Linked DNA regions of Homo sapiens: region 1 is linked to region 2. A link is a loop called in an ENCODE intact Hi-C map of the cell type or tissue named here. Cell type or tissue: MCF 10A. All regions are shown on one strand. Links, peaks and the distances in the headings refer to the core of each region. The heading gives the core; the rest is flanking DNA.

The links. A loop is a pair of places that touch in the nucleus more often than their neighbours do. Peaks named below come from ENCODE experiments on the same cell type or tissue, not always from the same donor. Only the 100,000 strongest peaks of a DNase experiment are listed, where the experiment ranks them.
Region 1: it touches region 2 in a loop (12-fold over the local background); 25 of 110 quality-filtered maps call a loop at or near these places.

What each region holds. Positions count from the first base shown.
Region 1 is chr16:390,745-393,647 of GRCh38, reverse strand. It overlaps LOC100134368 (a long non-coding RNA gene), which reads right to left. Exons shown (of 3, transcript NR_024453.2): 3 at 688-1,881. Among named protein-coding and RNA genes, the nearest start is that of NME4, 5.0 kb to the left of the region's middle. In MCF 10A, for the core only: a CTCF peak has its summit at 1,673; a DNase peak (open chromatin) is centred at 1,627.
Region 2 is chr16:524,155-527,057 of GRCh38, reverse strand. LINC00235 (long intergenic non-protein coding RNA 235) reads left to right here. Exons shown (of 1, transcript NR_024121.1): 1 at 1-211. Among named protein-coding and RNA genes, the nearest start is that of LINC00235, 1.8 kb to the left of the region's middle. RefSeq lists an enhancer at 226-787. In MCF 10A, for the core only: no CTCF peak of the experiment used is centred there; a DNase peak (open chromatin) is centred at 1,287.

The DNA of each region.
Region 1 (2,903 bases), core at 133-2,632, 130 kb after region 2:
GCCTGGGTGACAGAACAAGACTCCATCTTAAAAAAAGAAAAAAAAAATTATGCTGGGCCGGACGAGGTGGCTCATGCCTGTCATCGCAGCACTTTGGGAGGCTGAGGCGGGTGGATCACCTGAGGTTGGGAGTTTGAGACCAGCCTGACCAACATGGAGAAACCCTGTCTCTACTAAAAATATAAAATTAGCCGGGCCTGGTGGCAGGTGCCTGTAATCCGAGCTACTTGGGAGGCTGAGGCAGGAGAATTGCTTGACCCTGGGAGGCGGAGGTTGCTGTGAGCTGAGATTGTGTTATGGCACTGCAGGCTGGTAGACAGAGCAAGACTCTGTCTCAATAAATAAATAAATAAATAACTCTCTTGGCCAGGCGTGATGGGATGGTTCACACCTGTACTCTTAGCACTGTGGGAGGCAGAGGTTGGAGGATCACTTGAGGCCAGGAGTTTGAGACCAGCCTGGGAAACATAGTGAAACCTGTCTCTACAAAAAAATAAAAAATTAGCGGGGCGTGTTGGTGTGCGCCTGTATTTCCAGCTACCGGGAAGGCTGAGGTGGGAAGATTGCTTGAGCCCAAGAGGTCCAGGCTGGATTGAGCTGTGATCGCACCACTGCACTCAGCCTGGGCAACAGAATGAGACCCTGTCTCAAAACAAAACAAAAAAGAACTCTCGTAACTCAACAAGAAAAGCAAAACCCAGTTCATTTCCTTGTGTAATGCCTACCCCTTGAGTGTGGACCATGCCTGGTGACTGACTTCTGACACAGCAAAAGAGACGGAGTGTCACTTTCACAATCTGGTCACCAAAGACTGCAGCTGCTGCTGCTCCGCCACCTCCTGGGAGAAGCAGCTCCCCTGTTGTGAGCAGCCCTGTGCGGAGGCCCCCATGACAAGGAACTGATGTTTCTGGCCAAAAGCAACATAGGTGGGCTTAGAAGTGAATCTGCAGGAGGCTGAGGCAGGAGGATTGCTGGAGCCCAGGAGGTTGATGCTGCAGTGAGCAGTGATTGTGCCACTGCACTCCAGGCTGGACAACAGAGCGAGATCCCATCTCTTAAAAAAAAAAAAAAAAAGTGGGCGTGGTGCAGTGGCTCACACCTGTAATCCCAGCACCTAGCTAGGCCAAGGTGGGCAGATCACTTGAGGTCAGGAGTTTGAGACCAGCCCAGCCAACATGATGAAACCCCGTCTCTACCAAAAATACAAAAATTAGCCTGGTGGGATGTGACACGCCTGTAGTCCCAGCTACTCGGGAGGCTGAGGCACTAGAATCGCTTGAACTTGGGAAGCAGAGGGAACAGTGAGCTGAGACTGTTCAACTGCACTCCAGGCTGGGCAACAGGGCGAGACCCGGTCTGGAAAAAAAAACAAGTACATCCCCCCTTAGTCAAGCCTTGGGGTAACCTCAGCGTGGCTGACACCTTGACCACAGCCTGTGAGAGCCTCTGACTCAGAGGCTCCCTGCTAAGCCCCACCCAGCCTCCTGTCCACAGAATCTGGAAGATAATGAACGTGTGCTGCTTACATCATGAAGTTGTGGGGTATTTGTTATGCAGCATAGATGACTAATACAAACAGCAGCCAGGGAGGTGCAGAGTGGCATCACCTCCAACCAGAGCTGGGCTTCAGGGGCTCTGGTGGTCCATGGGGCTGTACTGCCGCTCAGAGGCCAGCGCTGGAACTGCGTCTGGGTCTCACTGCCATCCAAAGCATGGACTGCCTATCTGGTTTCACTCTTGGAGTGGCACCACTCAGAGGGCCCCAGAGCCTGACTGAGGATGAGGTGGAGTGAGGAATCAGGGCTGAGCACGGCCGTGGATTTCTGGAACATTCCTATGGATGTGCTGGATGGTCCTTGTAGAAGGTGCTCAAAAAGATACCTGCAGGGTGGGACAGCGGGGGGATCAGGACAGCTGAATTCTGTCCCAGCCCTACGACTGTTACACCCATGTAGGGAGGGCATTGCCCTACATGGAGGTCTCTCACCTGTTTTATTTTTTTAAATATTTATTTATTTATTTATTTATTTGGACGGAGTCTCGCTCTGTCGCCCAGGCTGGAGTGCAATGGCATGATCTTGGCTTATTGCGAGCTCTGCCTCCTAGGTTCAAATGATTCTCCTGCCTCAGCCTCCCCAGTAGCGGGGACTATCGGCGCCCGCCACCACATCCGGCTAATTTTTTGTATTTTTAGTAGAGACGGGGTTTCACCGTGTTAGCCAGGATGGTCTCAATCTCCTGACCTCGTAATCCGCCTGCCTCAGCCTCCCACAGTGCTGGGATGACAGGCGTGAGCCACCGTGCCCAGCCTGATATCTTATTGTTACAGGTTTCTAACTTAATTCCACTGTGGTCAGAGAACATATTCCCTTTGGGAGGCCAAGGTGGGCGGGTCATGAGGTCAGGAGTTCGAGATCAGCCCGGCCAACCAGTGAAACCCCGTCTCTACTAAAAATACAAAACTTAGCTGGGCATGGTGGCAGGCACCTGTAATCCCAGCTACTCGGGAGGCAGAGGCAGGAGAATCATTTGAACCCGGGAGGCGGAGGTTGCAGCAAGCCAAGATTGAGCCATTGCACTCCAGCCTGGGCAACAAGGGCAAAACTCCGTCTCAAAATAAATAAATAAATAAATTAATTAATGAAAGAGGACATATTCTCTACCACTTAAACTATTTTAAATTAATTGAGACTTGGTTTATGGCCCAGCATGTGATCTGTATTGGAAAACAAATTGTGTGCGCTTGAAAAAAATGTTTATTCTGGCTGAGCGCGGTGGCTCACGCCTGTAATCCCAGCACTTTGGGAGGCCGAGGCAGGTGGATCCCTTGAGGCCAGGAGTTGGAGACCAGTTTGGGCAACATGGCAAAACCCTGTCTCTACAAAAAAAATTTCTTTTTTTGA
Region 2 (2,903 bases), core at 296-2,795:
CCAACCAGGGCCTGGGGGAGGGAAGCCGGGGCGACTCCTGGGTCCTTCCAGGACCCTTGCGCAGGCCTCATTCTCTCCCCGGAGGTCCCCTTCCCGCTGCCCTGAGGCCACTCTCCTGCCAGCAGCTGCTGGGCCGGCTCTCGGGAGAATGCCTTGGCGTCAAGCTTATCAGGCTGCAGGGCGGGACGCGAGTGCTGAGGGCAGCCAGACTCCCGCTCTTAGGTGCACTTGAGGAGCCTGAGAAGGCAGTGGCTCTGCGGGAGAGGGAGACACAGGAGCAGGGCTGGTCCGCCGAGATTCCGGAGAGACGGTTGTGGGCCGATTCTGTGGCGAGATTTACAAGTGGGAGGTTGGGTGACGATTGCTCCTGGGCCAGAAAATCTAAGCCAGTCTCAGCAAGACCTACAAGGCCAGGGCCAGTGCTCCTCAGAGGATATTCATGCTCCAGGAAAGCCAAGGATGGGCCTCCGTCATGCTGAGATGCCGCAGCAGGGACACCTGTGTCCCACGTGGAGCTCGGCTTCTAGCTGCAGTCAGTGCAGAAGCTGGCAGGAGGGGTTTATTTCTGTCCTCGGAAGCTTTTGGTAAGGACACTTCATTCCTGTGTCTTGGACACCTCCCCCTAGGTCTGCTGCCCCCTCTGTGGAGACAGGCAGGGCAGCTGGATGTGCCGTTTGTTCCCAGACTATATCCATGCCAAAGCATCCCAAGGGCAGGAAATGTGTCCCCGGGGGCCAGTGGGGGTCTGGGGGCACAGAGGGCTGCAGAGTGAGAGCTGGCTCTCCTCTCTGCAACTTGGACAAGGCTCTGGGACCCTGTCCTCCCCAGCTTCCTCACCTGCATGGCAGGATACTGGCCAAGTGTGGCTTTCGAACCACAGGAGAGGGTGCAGTCAAGGCCTCACTCAGGGACCGCAGGTTCTCTTCCCTTCCCAGTCCTTCCCTGGCACTGCCTAGGTGGCTCCCTGGCCAGGGGCCAGTGGTCTAGCCAGCAGGCCTTATAACCTCCCCACCAGAGAGGCAGCTGCAGTTGAACCTGTTGATCTGATGCTGAGGGCCCTGCCAGCTCACTGCAGAGTGGCCAGTTCTGGCCAGTTTTGCTAGGCCAGGCCCATTTGGGGTGAGGAGAGGGTGGGAGCACCCCAGCTCTCCCCAGTAGCCTGTCATGGTGAAGGAGGAAGCCCATTCACCCAGAAGAGGGCCTCAGGAGGCGTCTTCAAGGTGACTGAGGTTTCCCCGCACAAGGAGAGTGCTGGAGGGAATGGGTGCGATGAGAGAAATGAGTCACTCGTGCCTCCGTGAGGCCAGCCTGTGATTGTCTTGAAGATTCTGAGTCACAAGACATCAGGCACACAGGCGTGAATTGTAAATGACTGCACAGCAGAAGGTAAGTGACTCTGGATTATCCAGACCATTGACCGAGCCCTGCTCCGTGCCAGTGCTTCCTGGCCTGAGGACACGACTCTCACATCCAGACAGACCTGAGCAGCTAACGCAAGTGCGCAGAAGCTCGCCAAGTGCCCAGAAGAGCCAAGAGGCGAGCCATGAATCCCCCCTGGAGGAGAAGAGGATGGGGAGGGCCAAACAGAAAGAACTGAAACTGGAGGCATCTGTTCAGGCACCCAGAGAAAGCCTCACGCGCACAAAGCAGCAAACAGAACAAACCCCAGTGCCATCATGGAGCCCAGACTTGAGCACACAGGGACCCTGGCGTGGAGCACGAGGGTGCCAAGGCCCGCAGGTGGCTGACTTGTGTGCTCTGGTGCCATGCTCAGATTTGATGGGATGACCCTGCAATTGCCTGCTTTGTGAGCCACACAGGCCTGGGTCAAAAAGACGACGGACCACCAGCCTGGGCAACACACAAAGCGAAACCTGTCTCCACTTAAAAGATAATTAGGGTGTGGTGGTGTGTGCTTGTGGTCCCTGCTACTTGGGAGGCAGAGGCAGGAGCATCACTTGAGCCCGGGAGGTTGAGGCTGCAGTGAGCTGGGATGGCACATGGCGCTCCAGCCTGGGTGACTGAGTCCGTCTCAAAAAAAGAATGGGCGGCCGGACAGGTGAAAATAACAATGGACGGGGCCCTGGGAGAAGTTCCCGCCTTTCTCTGGGCCACCACCTCCAGGTTACTGGACTGCCAGCAGGTAGAGGGGCCAGGGTGCCATCCGGGGGGCCGCTGAGGGGGTCCAGACTTCCTATACCTGCCCTTCAGCAGAGGCAGGCTGGGGCGGTCCTCATGTGAGGGGCTCTGCACCCACATCCGGGGGGCCGCTGAGGGGGTCCAGCCTTCCTATACCTGCCCTTCAGCAGAGGCAGGATGGGGCGGTCCTCATGTGAGGGGCTCTGCACCCACGTCCGGGGCTCTTGTTCCAGGGCAGGGGCAGAGCCGCTCCTCTCTATCCTGCCGGGCAAGACTCCTTGGTGCTCTTCCATCGGGCAGAACTGACCAAGACTCAGAACATTCAATGTCAGGAGCCAGCTGGGGACAGGATCTGCCTTGGGAGACTTGGCAGGCCCAGTGACCATCCCACTGCACAGCTGGGGGTGGGGGCGACACTCCAGAGGGACACGTTCGGGCCTCCTGGGGGGTGCAGGCTTCTGGGCACGTCCACCAGGCATGCACACCGGCCACCCCACCCTGCTCTCGCTCACCCACAAGGTCTCTGGCAGCCCTTCCGGGAATGTTTCCATTTCATCCTGTGTCCTCCTGTCTCAAACTCCTTTGGGCTGGAGACCCCAGTGGGTCATCGAGGTGGGGCCAGCTGGACTGTGGACAGCCCCATGTTTAAAATCTAGCGTGGAAACTGAGGTGCTCCTAGACCACAGTGGGGTATCAGGAGGAGGAAGCTGCTCCCCTTCCCCTCCCTGGCTCTGGCCTGGCAGCGTGGAGTGAGTTCCCCTCCC